2 separate regions of the Homo sapiens genome follow, and region 1 is linked to region 2. The links are chromatin loops, found by intact Hi-C in ENCODE. Cell type or tissue: CD4-positive, alpha-beta T cell. All regions are shown on one strand. Links, peaks and the distances in the headings refer to the core of each region. The heading gives the core; the rest is flanking DNA.

Region 1 (8,130 bases), core at 3,690-6,189, 820 kb before region 2:
CCAGCTCACATTATACTTGGCACTGGCTATTAGTATTAGTTTCTCACTTTCAAAGGCTCTAAGACTGATTAAACCCCACAAAGCAACTAATAGAAAACAAAACTCTGCAGGCCAAGACATTTGGCCAGAAAATCTCACCTAAGATTATAGTGTATTATAGGAAATCTCTTACTCTCATTTCAAATTAAAGAGTCTACTGTGAAGTATTGTTTTTTAAAAGACTGGTTATACACCAGATGATTTAAAGTCTCAGTCCATTTTTCTTGTCCCTATCTATGAAAAGTCAGTTTGTATATATTAGTTGAAACTAAAAACAAGTCTTGTTTTTATGAAGAAACTTTATATCACCACAAAATGTGAGAAAGTGGAATTAAACATAGGACATATTCTTGAATTCTCGAAGTTTTTCGTTACTTCAGGTCATCCAGTAAAATTTTGGTTTTCTAAGTTTAGTGAACTCTTCAGATGGGTAATTTGAATCCTTAGAGTAGACTTTCTGGTTCTTTTGTCACCCCTGTATGTTCATGTTTCCTTTGTTTCTTCCTAATCAGAACTGTTTGAGGCGAAGAGATGCTGGTTTGTTGAATCAGTTGCAAGAGCTTGACAAGCAGATAAGTGACCTGAGACTGGATGTAGAAAAGACATCTGAAGAGCACCTGGAGACAGACAGTCGGCCTAGCTCAGGTGAGTGATTGAGCACAAGGACAGAATTCTGCACTCTTGAGTTGTATCTCAGCCCCTTGTGGTTAACATTCCCAGACCTGCAAATGGCAATGGAGTTTGTTTCCAGTGCAGAGAGGATAAACAAAAAAGAAGTCTGCCATTCAGTTTTATCGGAATAAGAGGGAAATAAACTCAGACAACAAAATTTTTAGTAATGAGATCAATGTGATTGGAGTCCCCCAAGTTTAAAAATAAAAGCTATTCAAATTTCTGCAAGAGGTGCCCTCCTTTGAAACTTGAGTAAGTCAGAACTGGGCTAGAAAATTAGTCACACTTCAACTTCCTGAGACCACTTCAAAAGTTTTTTTTTTTTTTCTTTTAAACCATTTGGGCTCCTTAGATTTTTCTCTTATTATTGTTCTGAAACAATCATGATAAAGATGAGGCTTGACAGATCTAAGTTTCTTTCCTTGGACATGTTCAAAGGCGGGGTCAAGGAATAAGGTCAATTTGAGGGTGAGGGTAACTCTGAAATGTACCCCTAGTTATGGGCTCTTTGCCTTTTCCTAAGGATTGTTTGAAATAAGACCATAAGATTAGGACACCAAAGTCCAATGAATCAAAATTGGCCAAAAAACAAACAAAAAATCTCCTTTTCCTAAATGATTATTCATTTTCCTGTTAAGCGTGAATATGCATTATTTCTTGACATGATGTTAATTCCAACGGTGTTTTTATTTGTAGGGTTTTATGAGCTGAGTGATGGGGCTTCAGGATCCCTTTCCAATTCCTCTAACTCGGTGTTCAGTGAGTGTTTATCCAGTTGTCATTCCAGCACCTGCTTTTGCAGCCCCTTGGAGGCGACCTTGAGTCTCTCAGATGGTTGCCCCAAATCTGCAGGTAAGAATTTTTAGCACTGATAGAAATTTTTAATTGGAAGGCATCAAGGGCCCTTAAAAGGTTATTTGGCTCCAGCACCTTTCACTGGTGGAAAAATGAAGGTTCATCACTTTGCGGCATTTAGTGCCATACTTACATCTAGAACTCAGTTTCATCTAGGTGAGTATCTAGAACTATTCCAGTACCCTTTGGGTGCTACTTGGTTATATATTTTGATAGCAGCAAGACACTTTATCTCTAGAAATCCTGTCCCAATATTGTAGGTCTTGAGCTCTGTTTCTGAGCCTTTGCTGTTAGGTTGTCTGTATTTTCTTTCATTTTGGAACTGTTTTCTTCTTTTAATTATGTAAAGCTAAAACTCAGCCAGGTGCAGTGGCTCACACCTGTAATCCCAGCACTTTGGGAGGCTTAGGCAGCTGGATCACCTGAGGTCAGGAGTTCAAGACCAGCCTGGGTTGGCCCGGTGCAGTGGCTCATGACTATAATCCTAGCACTTTGGGAGGCCAAGGTGGGTGGATCACTTGAGGTCAGGAGTTCAAGACCAGCCTGGCCAACATGGTGAAACCCCATCTCTACTAAAAATACAAAAATTAGCCGGGCATGGTGGCACATGCCTATAGTCCCAGCTACTCGGGAGGCTGAGGGAGAATTGCTTGAACCCAGGAGGTAGAGGTCATAGTGAGCCGAGATTGGACCACTGTACTCCAGCCTGGGCGGCAGAGAGAAAAAAAAAACAAAAAACAAAAGACCAGCCTGGGCAACATGATGAAACCCTGTCTCTACTAAAAACACAAAAATCGGCCGGGTGTGGCAGCATGTGCCTGTAATCCCAGCTACTTGAGAGGCTGAGGCAATAGAATCACTTGAACCCCAGAGGCGGAGGTTGCAGTGAGCCGAGATTGTGCCACTGCACTCCAGCCTGGGCAACAGAGTGAGGCTCCATCTCAATCAATCAATCAGTCTAACACTCACATTAAGTTAAATATGTCCATCAGCCTGGCCAAGAACTGGTTGGCACTTCAGGGAGCAATGGCCCTTTCATGTTCTCCAGAATGTTCTGCATGATGGCAGCTTGTTTTTTCTTTTAAGTGGGTGCCCACATGCCATTATTCCTTATTTTGGGATATCTTTGCAATGACCCCCAGAAGGAATCATGCTATTGTACTAGAAGAGTTTCTGCATTTCCAGTATGTGTCACACACTACTGGATGCTCTGTATGTATTTATCTCCAATGAATCCTCCCAATAGTCGTGCACAGTACAGGTCTTGTTAGCTCCATTTTATGTATTAAAAAAATGAGTCCTAGTAAGGTTACATATGTTATTTAAGGCTCTATAGATGGTGAGTGGCAGAGGCAGAAGTTAAGCTCAGGCCTAACTGCCAGGTCCACGTTTTTCATCATCCCAAGGGAATTCAGAAATTGTTGTTTTCAACCTTCTCATCTAACAGAAGAGGAATTTTGGCTTATAAGCTAATTGTCAGAGGTTCTCCATCTGCTGAATGGCAGGGTTGCTGCTGGAACTCAAGACTCCTTCCTTAGTCCTGTTACATTGTGAATTCTTATAAGAGTAGAGAAAATATGAAGATTAGAATTGCTCTGGGTCCTGGGCACAAGTCATCACACTCCTGGTTTGTCTGTGTTCTCCACTTGGGTATAAGCCTGAATTTTTGAGTCCAGGCAAGGCAAACAACACTGAGCAGCTGAGGGAGCTAATTGGCTGGTGTCTTCATATCTGTGTGTTGTCAGCAGCAATCATTTGAGGAAGCACAGAACTGTGTTATCTAGAGGGTCTGGGCCTCAAGTTCATTGGTAATTGCTCCCCTTCATTCCACAGATCTGGTTTCAGAGGGAAACTTTATAAACCCATTAAAGGCACTTTGGTTTAGGTTTTCCTTCAAGACAGACCCGTGCTCTTCCAAATGCCACTTCCTCACATAATTGAGACAGTTGCACCAGGCCTTGGGGGCTAGGATATCTGTTTTGTTCAACTCTAAAGAGGGAAAAGGGATGAATAGTGAAGTGTTTGTCAGTGTGGCTTTAAGTAAGGCAAAGATAGGGCTTACGTTGCTGGGAGAGGAAGGATGGGGAAGGATGTTAGCTAGAGAGGTTTCCTTTTAGAACAAGCTCTTTATTGGGGGGGGTCATGTGGGTGGGGACATGGCACTTTTGTTTTATTATGTTTTCTTTACATATCATCTCTGGGTCTAGACTATTTTTTCCCTGAGACCGCTAATTATCATTGAAGTTTATGGAGCTTTCTCAACATAGAATCAGGCACATATAGGTTCTCAGTATTTGAATGAATAAATACAATGGAGGACAAATTATTACTGATAAACTCAACTTTAATTTTCTCTGATAACTGAAGGTCATTAAATGGATTTGTTATTTATAATATTCACCAACTTAAGAGATCAAAATCCTTTAAGACAGCAAGCTTGATTTTGCTGTACTTTGGCATCTACATTTTCAAGATATGGGAAATTTATCCATTAATATTACCACATGATCTTTTAAAATATTACCAAGAATTCTTTATCCTATTAAAAAAACATTTTTGACAAGTGGGAAATTTATCCATTAATACTACCACTCAATCTTTTAAAATCTTATCAAGAATTCTTTATCATATTAAAAAAGTTTTTTTAAATTAAAAATTTTGTTGTAGAGAGATGGAGTCTCACTGTTGCCCAGGCTGGTCTCGAACTCCTGGGCCTAAGCGATCCTCTGGCCTCAGCCTTTTGGTGTTAGGATTGCAGGCGTGAGCCATCATACCTGGCCCCTGTTTTATTTTTTTAGCATCACTATTGAAAACATAAGGCGATTATTATTTAAATCTGATCAGTTTTTACTGAAGTTTGATCAGTTTCCATCACCTTTCAATTGACAGTTATATTTGAATGGATGTCATTAAGAATTAGGTTTAAAAAAACACAAAATGAGGAGAAAGCCTACTGAACGTACAGTTTATCCTAAAGAAAGCCAGGAATAGAACAGAGGGGAGAGCAGCCTAGAGAAACAGTGATTCAAAAAATGTTTCCCAGTTGTAAACGCAGTACAGACAGTTTAACAGAAAATAAAGAAGAAAGTAAATATCACTTACTTCTGATCATTCTGAAATACTACTACTAGAATCTTGGTGTGCTTCATCTCAGATGTTTTTTCTTTGCATACATGTGATCCTAATAAGATTATAATCATATTCTAGTATTATATCATGATTTTCACTAAACTTTAAAGTGTTTTCCCTCTATTATGCAGTAGTTTGAAAACACTCTTAATGGCTGAATTTTTTTCCTTCAGAGGATATATCATATGCTGTCAAAAATTTTTGTTAAATATTTCCCCCTCATCCAGTAGCAGTACCTACATGTGAAATGGTAGGGCAGCACTTTTTAATCCTTGGCAATCTCTTTTTACCCATGGATTTTTCATAAAAATTGGCCAAAGAGTCAAGCTGGTGCTGACCAATTCATTTCTTCAGAGTGTACCTTTAACTGTTTTTCAGATCTCATAGGATTGTTGGAATATAAAGAAGGCCACTGTGAAGACCAGGCCTCAGGGGCAGTTTGCCGTTCCCTCTCCACACCACAATTTAATTCCCTTGATGTCATTGCAGATGTGAATCCCAAGTACCAGTGTGATCTGGTGTCTAAAAACGGGAATGATGTATATCGCTATCCCAGTCCACTTCATGCTGTGGCTGTGCAGAGCCCAATGTTTCTCCTTTGTCTGACGGGCAACCCTCTGAGGGAAGAGGACAGGCTTGGAAACCATGCCAGTGACATTTGCGGTGGATCTGAGCTAGATGCCGTCAAAACAGACAGTTCCTTACCGTCCCCAAGCAGTCTGTGGTCTGCTTCCCATCCTTCATCCAGCAAGAAAATGGATGGCTACATTCTGAGCCTGGTCCAGAAAAAAACACACCCTGTAAGGACCAACAAACCAAGAACCAGCGTGAACGCTGACCCCACGAAAGGGCTTCTGAGGAACGGGAGCGTTTGTGTCAGAGCCCCGGGCGGTGTCTCACAGGGCAACAGTGTGAACCTTAAGAATTCGAAACAGGCGTGTCTGCCCTCTGGCGGGATACCTTCTCTGAACAATGGGACATTCTCCCCACCGAAGCAGTGGTCGAAAGAATCAAAGGCCGAACAAGCCGAAAGCAAGAGGGTGCCCCTGCCAGAGGGCTGCCCCTCAGGCGCTGCCTCCGACCTTCAGAGTAAGCACCTGCCAAAAACGGCCAAGCCAGCCTCGCAAGAACATGCTCGGTGTTCCGCCATTGGGACAGGGGAGTCCCCTAAGGAAAGCGCTCAGCTCTCAGGGGCCTCTCCAAAAGAGAGTCCTAGCAGAGGCCCTGCCCCGCCGCAGGAGAACAAAGTTGTACAGCCCCTGAAAAAGATGTCACAGAAAAACAGCCTGCAGGGCGTCCCCCCGGCCACTCCTCCCCTGCTGTCTACAGCTTTCCCCGTGGAAGAGAGGCCTGCCTTGGATTTCAAGAGCGAGGGCTCTTCCCAAAGCCTGGAGGAAGCGCACCTGGTCAAGGCCCAGTTTATCCCGGGGCAGCAGCCCAGTGTCAGGCTCCACCGGGGCCACAGGAACATGGGCGTCGTGAAGAACTCCAGCCTGAAGCACCGCGGCCCAGCCCTCCAGGGGCTGGAGAACGGCTTGCCCACCGTCAGGGAGAAAACGCGGGCCGGGAGCAAGAAGTGTCGCTTCCCAGATGACTTGGATACAAATAAGAAACTCAAGAAAGCCTCCTCCAAGGGGAGGAAGAGTGGGGGCGGGCCCGAGGCTGGTGTTCCCGGCAGGCCCGCGGGCGGGGGCCACAGGGCGGGGAGCAGGGCGCATGGCCACGGACGGGAGGCGGTGGTGGCCAAACCTAAGCACAAGCGAACTGACTACCGGCGGTGGAAGTCCTCGGCCGAGATTTCCTACGAAGAGGCCCTGAGGAGGGCCCGGCGCGGTCGCCGGGAGAATGTGGGGCTGTACCCCGCGCCTGTGCCTCTGCCCTACGCCAGCCCCTACGCCTACGTGGCTAGCGACTCCGAGTACTCGGCCGAGTGCGAGTCCCTGTTCCACTCCACCGTGGTGGACACCAGTGAGGACGAGCAGAGCAATTACACCACCAACTGCTTCGGGGACAGCGAGTCGAGTGTGAGCGAGGGCGAGTTCGTGGGGGAGAGCACAACCACCAGCGACTCTGAAGAAAGCGGGGGCTTAATTTGGTCCCAGTTTGTCCAGACTCTGCCCATTCAAACGGTAACGGCCCCAGACCTTCACAACCACCCCGCAAAAACCTTTGTCAAAATTAAGGCCTCACATAACCTCAAGAAGAAGATCCTCCGCTTTCGGTCTGGCTCTTTGAAACTGATGACGACGGTTTGAGTGACATCATTGGTGTAGAAAGTTTGTGTGTTTTTTTTTCTTCTCCCTAGTTGCCAAAATTAAAAAGGTGGTGTTTTCATTTTTGTATAATACTTTAATGGAATGCTTTTTAAAAAAATATAAAACCAAGGTAAATTATTGTTTCATCTTCACGTATGGATGCTAGTGCCTTTAATGGAAGGTAAAGAATGTTTTGCTAGTTAGAAGTACATATTGAGGTTTTAATGGTGGTGATAGTGAGTTTTGTGGCACCAGCTGTTTTTTATTTTAAACTTTCTGAGCATCCGGCAAGGTACAGGTTTTGATGTTCAAGTTTTATTGGGATAAGATCTTTTGATCCCAAGGTCAGGTGGATGGAATTTTTGGATTTATATTTGTTCCTTGAGTCTTCAGGGCAGTGTCTCCATGAGGGTTTTCCTGTTGAGGGGCACCACATACAATAGTGTGAAGTAGGTATGAGGGGCAGTCATTGTATTCTATAGTTTTTTTATGTAGTCTACATTTCTCAGATGTATCCCCATTCGGTTTTATTCTCAGAACTGTTACTAGACTCATGACTTGGAGGCCAAACCTTAAATCCAGAGATAGCAGCCTCGATAGGGACCTTAAAAGGATTCACAAAAACTTTTGCCACACTTGGTGCCTAGGCCCTGTTCCTAATAACCCCTTCTAGGGCCGTTTATCCAACATTTAGATGCCTTCTTTTCCCTCCCTAATTTGTAGCCAGTCCAACCTTTCATTCCTTGGAGGATTTAGTTTTGGGATAAAATTTTGGTCCTTGGGCACAGAGACATTCACTATTAATGAAGTAACCCTTGGGCATGACTCCAATCCCAGAATTGCTCACTGAGCGCTATGCCACCGAAGCGTTGACCTGAACATATTAGTGCAATCCAGTCCAGATTGGACCTTTGATCCTATGTGGAAGGGCTGTTTTTTAAGAAAAAATTTTTGGTAAACAGTATTGTGTAAAATTGCTTTTTGTATACCAATATATGCATGTTTTGTGCATGAGTAGTACTTGTGTTGATACTCCTGTTGATGTTAAATTACTATATAATATAAACAGTATGTGTTTTTATATATCATTGTGTAAATTTAATATAACATATGCAGTAATAAACCATTTGTTTTACTGCTGTTAAGTTTGTTATTTGGGTATAAAACCAGATGTTTACAC
Region 2 (8,130 bases), core at 3,649-6,148:
CATTTTTCCTCTCAAGTGAGAGATTACGGCATGCTTAAGTGCTCATGGCAGGGATATGGTTCAGTGGGAAGGCTAAGGATACCAGGGAACAGAAGTAATAGATAGCATGAGATTCCCAAGGCTGGAGAAGGGACCAGCTTCATTATAATTGGAAAACATAGCTGAGAACTAGTACAAATCTAGTTGAGTTAGGTTTGGTGGCTAAAATATGAAGAAATGTGTATCTGATGTCTTCTATTTTCTTGGAGAAGCAGCACCAAAAGTCATATTCCAAGAGGTTAGGGTTGGTTAAATGTTTGCATGGATAAAGTTTGAAGGGTCAAAAAAGGGGCAGAAGGAGTGAGTTGACAAGTGAAAATGCTCAGATTGCCAGCAGGGTGGAAGGGCCAGGCAAGGCTATGGAGTCTAAGTGCAGTGGGTACTAATCTGATTCTGTAATTTTTCTCCAATGCTGTTCAGATGCACTGGAGCAGGAATGGGGAAGATGGATGACTGGGGTCATCTTGAGTGGAATTATTCCAGAAAATAACTGCTCAGAAACCCTTATATGCTTTTTAGAAACACATATATATAGTTGTTTTCCAAATTAGAAACAAAAATCTTTTCTTTTAAATGTTATGCTGTTTTCCCATTCCTTTGATAGTTGTCTTTATCTTCCTTGTCACTTTTCCAGGGTTCTCATTGTCTTTTTCAAAAGACAGAGGCAGTACAGAATAGCAGTTAAGAGACGACTTCTGGCACCAATCTGCCAGGTGCAAATCTCATGTTTAGCACTTACTAGCTGTGTGATCACATAACACCTCTGTGCCTTGGTTTTCTCATCTGTAAAATGGGGAGAGTGATAATACAGTATGCCTTAATAAGATTGCTCTGAGGATTAAATGAGCTAATGCACCTACTATACAGAGTATTACTTGTTGCTGTTATTATTTCCACCCAAATGAAATACCCAAACTGGGAGCAGAATAAAACATGAAGGATTACATTCTGGCCTTTACATAGTACTCAATATTTAATCCATTCCAATATTTCATAGCTTTTCTTTCTCGTTTTCCCATGAAGTCACTATAATTGCATACTCATAGTAAGCACAACGAAAGGTCGAAGTCTTAGATTATTTTGAGAATCATTCTTTCTTCACCTTTTGAGGTATTGATTGTCTAAGTATTTACACTGGGTCAAATGGGTGGCTGACTTATACCTGCGTATCTCTTGCTTCCAAGTTCATCTCTTTTCTTTGATAGCCTCTTCTGAAAGTGCTACACCTTTTCTTTTCCACAAGTAAACTTGTTATGGCTGATTGTTGTTACAAAGCCACAAGGTCCTTGCTGAGGCTGTAAGCCCTCTGCAGATGAGTACTGTGGCTTCTACCTTTTAGTAGCCTTAGCTCCCAGGAAGTTGCCCTTATATAAAGTAGGAAACAAAAATGGTAGATGATGATCACGATGATGATAATGATGACAGTACCATAATTGATCATGATTGATTTCCTTACCTGTAGACTTCTGTGGGGATAGAGAGAAACAAACATGGAGTTCTGAGGCCAAACAGACTGCAGTTCAAATCCTAGTTCTACCACTAAATAGTTGGATAGCCTTGGATTAAAAACAAACAATTTAGAGCATTGTAAATTGTTCAGTAATTTATGAACAATTTTCTCTTTTTCCCCTCCAATTCTTGCCTACCATGACTCTCGGAGCCACTAACAGAATGGCCTCTTTCACAAGCCATGCCTTTCCTAAAACTTCCTGCCACCGAAAAGGTAGGGCTGGAATTCCTTTTCTTCCTTAAAGTCCTTCATGCCATCACCTTGTCACTTCCAATCTCTCAGATTTTCCCTTCACTCACCAGGTAGGTTTATTCTATATCACATTTATTTTTCAATGCCTTCCTTCAATTCTTCTTCTCAGGCAACACACTATTTTGCAACACGCTCACCTCCTTACTCTAAGATCTCTAACCCTCTGCCCTTTATTCACAACTGTACTTCTATTCTATGATGTCTTTTATAATTGAAGACTTTATCATTTCTCTCTAAATCCCAAAAGTGACTCGGTGCCAAAAAATACACAATTTTTTGCCTTTAACAGGCAAATACCGCAGACACCTGTTTTTGTTAGTCCAGCTGCATGAAGTCTGTATATGCTTTATAAAATAAGGGCTAGAGGGGAGGGATTATCTCATCTACTTTGTACTACATTGAGTGTAGCAAAATATATACAATTTACAAACTTCTGATTTGTGATGATACCCTGAGAAGCAGAAAAAATTAAAACATCTTTAGCTCTGACATGACTCATATATTTCCACCTTTGATTACAAAATAATGACATGTACCCACCTGTCAAACAAAGAAATACTTAAAAACATATTTAAATACTTTACAGGAAGAAAATGCTGGCTATTTCACATTGAAATCTTCATACGACAGCTAATGTCTTTTCATATCTACTGTAAATAACTTGTTCAATTAAGGCTATGAAATACTGAAGAAAAGGGGCAGGATGGAGGAAAAGAAAGGGAAAAATAATATTTAAAAAAATTCTGAGTAAATGATTCTGTGTATAGTCGTATTTAACATTAGAAAGTTCACATACGCTTTTGAATTATTGTAAAACCATCTTTTCTGCTAAGATAGAAATTTAAAAAGCATCTTTGATTTGCATATTTCTAAAGATATTTTCAGTTTGCTTGAAGTTCTTCTCCAACTTTATGCCTGTGTTTTAATACCGTTACATATAGTCCCACACCTATTCTCCCTTTAATAAATACATTATCTTCGACAAGTCATAGCTATAAAGCAACCATCAGCTATTTTAAAAAATACAAAATATACCAAATTTCTAAATGTAGGAGGGTATGATCTATTTGGAAAAGTCTACGCTAATTCCAAGAGGCTGCTTCTCAAAATAGTTTTAGAATTTCTCTTTGGAATCGTTTTCAGTTAGCTAAAAGCCACGTAGGAAACCCAACCTTGTTGTTTTATAGAGGTCTCATTTTAAAAAATAATAAAAATTTAAATAAAGTGGCATCACTCACCTTATTCAATCAACTTGACTTCAAATTACATTTTTGGCTATATCCAAAAATCAAATTTACCTCAAAAGACAAAAATTTTCTACAATGAAAATATTTTTTTAAATGTGAAAGCATTCTGAGAGCAGCATTCCAAAATTTATCAGAAATAAAAGTAACAGGTTAGAGTAAGGATAAAACTTCAAAGTTTTCCAAGGAAGATCATTTTGGAGGTATGACGCGGGTGGAAGGAATGTTAATTTTTACATATAATCTTGGAAAACATTTAAAAGACACATTTCTTTATGTTCATACTTCTATTTGTCCTTCAGATGGTTGAATTTTATCTAATAATAACCAGCTTTTCAAAATCCTAAAATGATTTTAAATGGGTTATGAATTAAAAATTTTCCACAAAGGTTATTAGGGGGTGGGGTGAGGAGGTGCACCAATGTGTGTAAGGATAAGACTTTTCCACTTGCAATCTAAGCACCCAAAGCATGTCAGAGGTGCAAGCTCTAGAAGCTAAAGTTTTGTTGGATGGTAGCGATTTAGAGGGGCTTTCAAGCAGCTCTGAAGGTCTCCATTCATTCCTGAAATTCTGTGTAGTTGAACAATACTGGTTGCATTCAATGTTTTGTTTGTTTCACAGTGTGGTCCTATAATATGAGCTTTTCAGTTATAGTGAATGTTATTTTTGTCATTTTTGGCACTTACAGTTCACAATGCTTGGTTATGTGGTTTAAGATTGTTTTAATTTTTGCATTTTACATTCCTTTTGGCACTTTTGAAGAAGGGACATTGTCTTTTATGTTGTTTGGGGAAAGTGGTAAGCCTCCCCCGTCTCTAGCTTTAAATGTTTGGCTTTATGAAATCCACAACTCTCCCCCAGAATCTTCCATCATTAAATAATGCGAGTGGAAATTTGCCTTCATAAGCTGGCCATTCCAACCGTCTTAGAGGCTGGTATCCCCAGCTTCGGATTTAGGCTGTTTGGTCACTGCCGTCACCGGCTCTGGTGGTCCCTCTCGGCAGAAAAGTACAACTGGATTTTTGCGGGCCCACATGGCCACGTCCCCTGCCACTCCGCTGGCCGGGTTGGAAGAGGACATCCTGTTGCAGGCCCCCAGCCGGTTGGCATAGCGGTTTCGAAGGCGACTGCGGCTTCTGGCTTGCAGACCCGGGCCCTGGCTGGGCAGGAAAGCGTCCACATTCCTAGTCCGGTAGCCCTCCTCGCGGTTGCGCCCTAGGAGCATCGAAATGTTGGGATTGCGGATGGCGTAGATGACAGGGTTGATGGCCCCATTGGCCCAGGTCAGCCAGACGGCCACCACGCTGAGGAGCGAGGGGGCCTGCATGGTCTGGGCCTGCCGGGCGGCGGCCAGCAGCACCAGGAAGCAGTAGGGCCCCCAGCAGCAGATGACGAAGACGATCATGATGAGGACGGTGGTGGCCGTGCGCACCTCGCTGAAGAAGCGCAGCACGCGCGCGTAGGTGTTCACCGGCCGCACGCGCACGTCCGACAGGCGCACCGTCTTGCAGATGTGGTAGTGGCAGAAGCACATGAGCAGGAAGGGCAGCAGGTAGCAGGCCACCACCAGCCCCACGCTGAAGGCCGCGCCCAGCTGCGCGGGGTCCGGGGAGGTCCGGTAGAGGCAGCCGTGGAAGCTCTGCGCCGCCGCGAGTTCCCGGGGCGCCCCGAGCAGCTCCCAGGGCAAGGAGAAGCCCAGGGCCGTCAGCCAGGCGCCCGCCAGCAGCTGCAGCGCGCGGCGGCGGCCGATCTTCTCCCGCGGCGGCCGCACGATAGCGCAGTAACGGTCCAACGAGATGAGCGCCACGCTGAGCGTGGACACGATGCCGAAGCACGAGCTGAAGAAGCGGCTGGCGGCGCAGAAGCCGCGCCAGGGCCCCGCGGCGGCGGCAGGCGCCGAACCCCCGGGCGGAGTGAAGAGGTCCAGGAAGGCGGCGGGCAGGCAGAGCAGCGCCGTGAGCAGATCCGATAGGGACAGCGACAGGATGAAGGCGTTGGTGACGGTGCGGAGCTGCCGGTGCTTCACAATCACCCCCATCACCGCGCAGTTGCCAAGGCTAGACAGCAGGAAGATGAGCAGGAGGACGAGCGCCTGGGCCGCCACTGCAGCTCCGTGCGACAGCAGCGGCGCCGCCTCCGGGCCTAGCGGCCGCCTCACCGCCGCCCCCGCCTCCCGCGCTGCCCCGGACCCGCCAAGGCCGCCGCCACCGGGAGCGGCAGCTGTGCCGCCTCCGCTTGCGTCGCTCAGGTTCCCCAGCGCCGCGGTCGCCACGGTGCTGAAGGAGAGCACGGCCGCCGTGGCCGCGGAGGAAGTCCCGCCAGGTGGGCCGGCCGCGGAGGGGGCGCCGGAGTGCTGGCTGCCCAGTAAGGCCATGCTCGCTGGTGGGCGGGGCGGCTGCGGCTCCTCCATGGGGCCCAGTGGCGGCCGCGGATCTCCTCATCCCGCACCGGGGGCGGCGGCCGCTAGGTCGGAGTGGTGGCTCGGGGCCGGGGGCTAGCGGCCGCCGCGGGGAGCTGGGCTCGGCCGGAGGGGTGGCGGTCGCTGGGGACCTGGCGGAGCCTTTGACGTGGGTTCCAGCGTTGCCGAGGGAACCGCGTGTTTACGCAGGAGCGCGGGGCGGGACGGCAGCCCAGTACCCGCTGCAAAGCCGACCCGCGACACCGCCACTCCGGAGGTTACCGGCCCGGGTGTTCGGGTTTCCGAGAGTGCCAGGTCGACCTCCTGAGGGACCAATGTCCGGCCAGATAAAGTGCCGACTGGCATGCAAACAAATGACCAGATTCAACGAAAGTTCACTCTTGCTCTCTTTTGTAGGGTACAAATGTTCTACAGGCAGGCCTTTTGGGGAGTGGTGGGGGGGGCACTCTGCTTCCTGTGGGTGCTTTTGGTATATACAGGTAGGAAAGGAATCTAGAAAGTGAAGTGAAAGAAAAATCCAGAAGTCTACATCCAGACATCTTAAACTTGAGAAGCAGACTAATTTAAACCAGTAATTCTCAAACTTGAGCTAACAGAATTCACATAGAGGGCGTGTTAAAATACAAGTGACGAGGTCTGAACCCCAGCGTTTCGAATATGTCTGGGGAAGTACCCAAGAATTTGTATCTCTAACGGGTTCGCGGGTGGTGATGATGATGCTGGTCCCAGGACCACACTTACAGAAGCACTGATGTCAAGAGTTTCATAAAATGCAGATTCCCAGGCTGACAGAATTACTAAGGATGGGCCCATGACTCTAAACCCCGTAGGTGATTCTGATACAGGTGCTCTGAGGAGCTAGGATAGTTCCTTTAGATGTTACTTCATTTCCAAGGGCCTGGACCTCAGGCCCCTACTGGCTGATAAATGGGGGGAGAGGGATTGGTGCCTTGCCCTGCTAGCAGCCTTCATCTGTTCTCAGGAATGGGGTATGTTTTGAGTCTAAGGTGCTGCCAGCCTGGCAATCACCACAGATGCAGCTCCAGGTACCTGGCTGGGAGATACGGGGAAAAGAAAGGCAGGGCTACCCAGGGAAGTTGCATCTCAAGTTTCTGGGCATGGCCTCTAATGGGGAAAAGTGTGATAAACCCTCAGGTTAACTAACCCTGGGCTCTTCGCTAAAGCAGTGGTTCACAGAGTATGGACATTGGACCAGCAGCATCAACATCCCCTGGAAACCTTGAGAAATACAAATTATCAGGCCTACAGTGCATAGGATACCCCTGATCTACTGAAACTCCTGTGGTGGGGCCCAGGCACCTATGTTTTAACAAGCCCTCCCAGTGATTCTGATGCACAAATTTGAGAAACACTGCTCTAAAGAATGACTAGTATATTTGTAGATCTTAGAATCAATGGTATTAGTATTGGAGTGCTTATTTCATTCAGAAAAAATATCCTACAGGAAATTTACAGTATAAATAGAAGAACGTTTAAGGTGGCAAACCAAAACTGGGTTTGTCAGCCTAAGCGTCATGGACTTTTGGGCCAGATAATTCTTTATTGCAGGGGCCATCTATACATTGTATGATGTTCAGCAGCATCCCTAGTTCCTACCTACGAGATGCCAGTAGCACCTCTCCCAGCTGTGACAACTAAAACTGTCTTCAGATATTGCCAAATATCCTCTTGGGAGCAGTCAATGCCAGCTTAATCTAGACTGATTTTGTCTTAATTTTGTCAATCAAAGCAAAAATATAATTATCATACATTAATTTATTTGGCAAACACAATCTTCTCAGATTGTGCTTAGTTTTAGGAAACAACATATAAGATAGGAAACCCAGCCCAAATAAGCTTAAGCCACCGGCCAACACAGTATATTACAGTGTGCTAAATATTGTCTTAAAAATATGTGAGTGAAATTATTTGTCTTCCTGACAAAGACTTTGTACAAGAGGTGACATTAGACTTTTTAAAAAAAGAAGAAAGGGAAAGAACATTTGATGAATGTGCAAAGTCTGGAGGTTAGTGTTGAAGTGAGCAGTGTCTGAATTCTAGGATATTGGAGATGGGGAGTGAAGAAGGAAATAAATGATCAAAGTTTATTGGGGCTACCTTATGATGGGCCTTGTAGGCCATGCTCTGGAGACTGAACTTCATCAGGGGAGGAGGGGCTAATAGCATAAGGGAGGGCCGTGAGCAAGTGCATGGTTCAGAAGGACCAGAAGGACTGCACTCTTCTGCTTCCTTCCTTCCTCATCTTTCTCAGTGTCCTCTCCTCTGCCAGTTCATCCTCTTCCACCTGCCTTTACATGCTGGAGTTCATCAAAGCCCTGTTCTCAGCTCCTCTGGACTCCCCCCTCGGCCCCATCTCACTCACATCCAGGACTTCAAAGATAATCTATATATTCATTACTCAAATTATGTCTGTGGCCCCAACCTACATGTCCTGCTACTTGGCATCTCTCTCCTTGATGTGCCAGTGGCACATCAAATGGGTGCATGATCTTCTTCCTACTTCCCCGGTAAAACTTGGTCTTCAATACTCTGTATCTCAGAATATGGTAGAACCATCCTTCTAGCTTTTAAGCCAAAAACTTAAGAGTTTTCCTTGATGAATCCCTCCTCCTTACCACCAGTCCACATCCAATTCATCAACCAA

The links. A loop is a pair of places that touch in the nucleus more often than their neighbours do. Peaks named below come from ENCODE experiments on the same cell type or tissue, not always from the same donor. Only the 100,000 strongest peaks of a DNase experiment are listed, where the experiment ranks them.
Region 1: it touches region 2 in a loop (2.4-fold over the local background); 3 of 110 quality-filtered maps call a loop at or near these places.

What each region holds. Positions count from the first base shown.
Region 1 is chr14:58,640,185-58,648,314 of GRCh38, forward strand. DACT1 (dishevelled binding antagonist of beta catenin 1) reads left to right here. Exons shown (of 4, transcript NM_001079520.2): 2 at 552-684; 3 at 1,408-1,563; 4 at 5,185-8,130. The coding sequence ends at 6,950. Among named protein-coding and RNA genes, the nearest start is that of DACT1, 6.3 kb to the left of the region's middle. In CD4-positive, alpha-beta T cell, for the core only: no CTCF peak of the experiment used is centred there; no DNase peak of the experiment used is centred there.
Region 2 is chr14:59,459,771-59,467,900 of GRCh38, forward strand. It overlaps GPR135 (G protein-coupled receptor 135), which reads right to left and starts at 5,610. Exons shown (of 1, transcript NM_022571.6): 1 at 989-5,610. The coding sequence starts at 5,456. The coding sequence ends at 3,972. It also overlaps a transcript of L3HYPDH not described here. RefSeq lists a silencer at 5,141-5,680. In CD4-positive, alpha-beta T cell, for the core only: no CTCF peak of the experiment used is centred there; DNase peaks (open chromatin) are centred at 5,211, 5,641 and 6,141; H3K4me3 peaks cover 1,731 bases.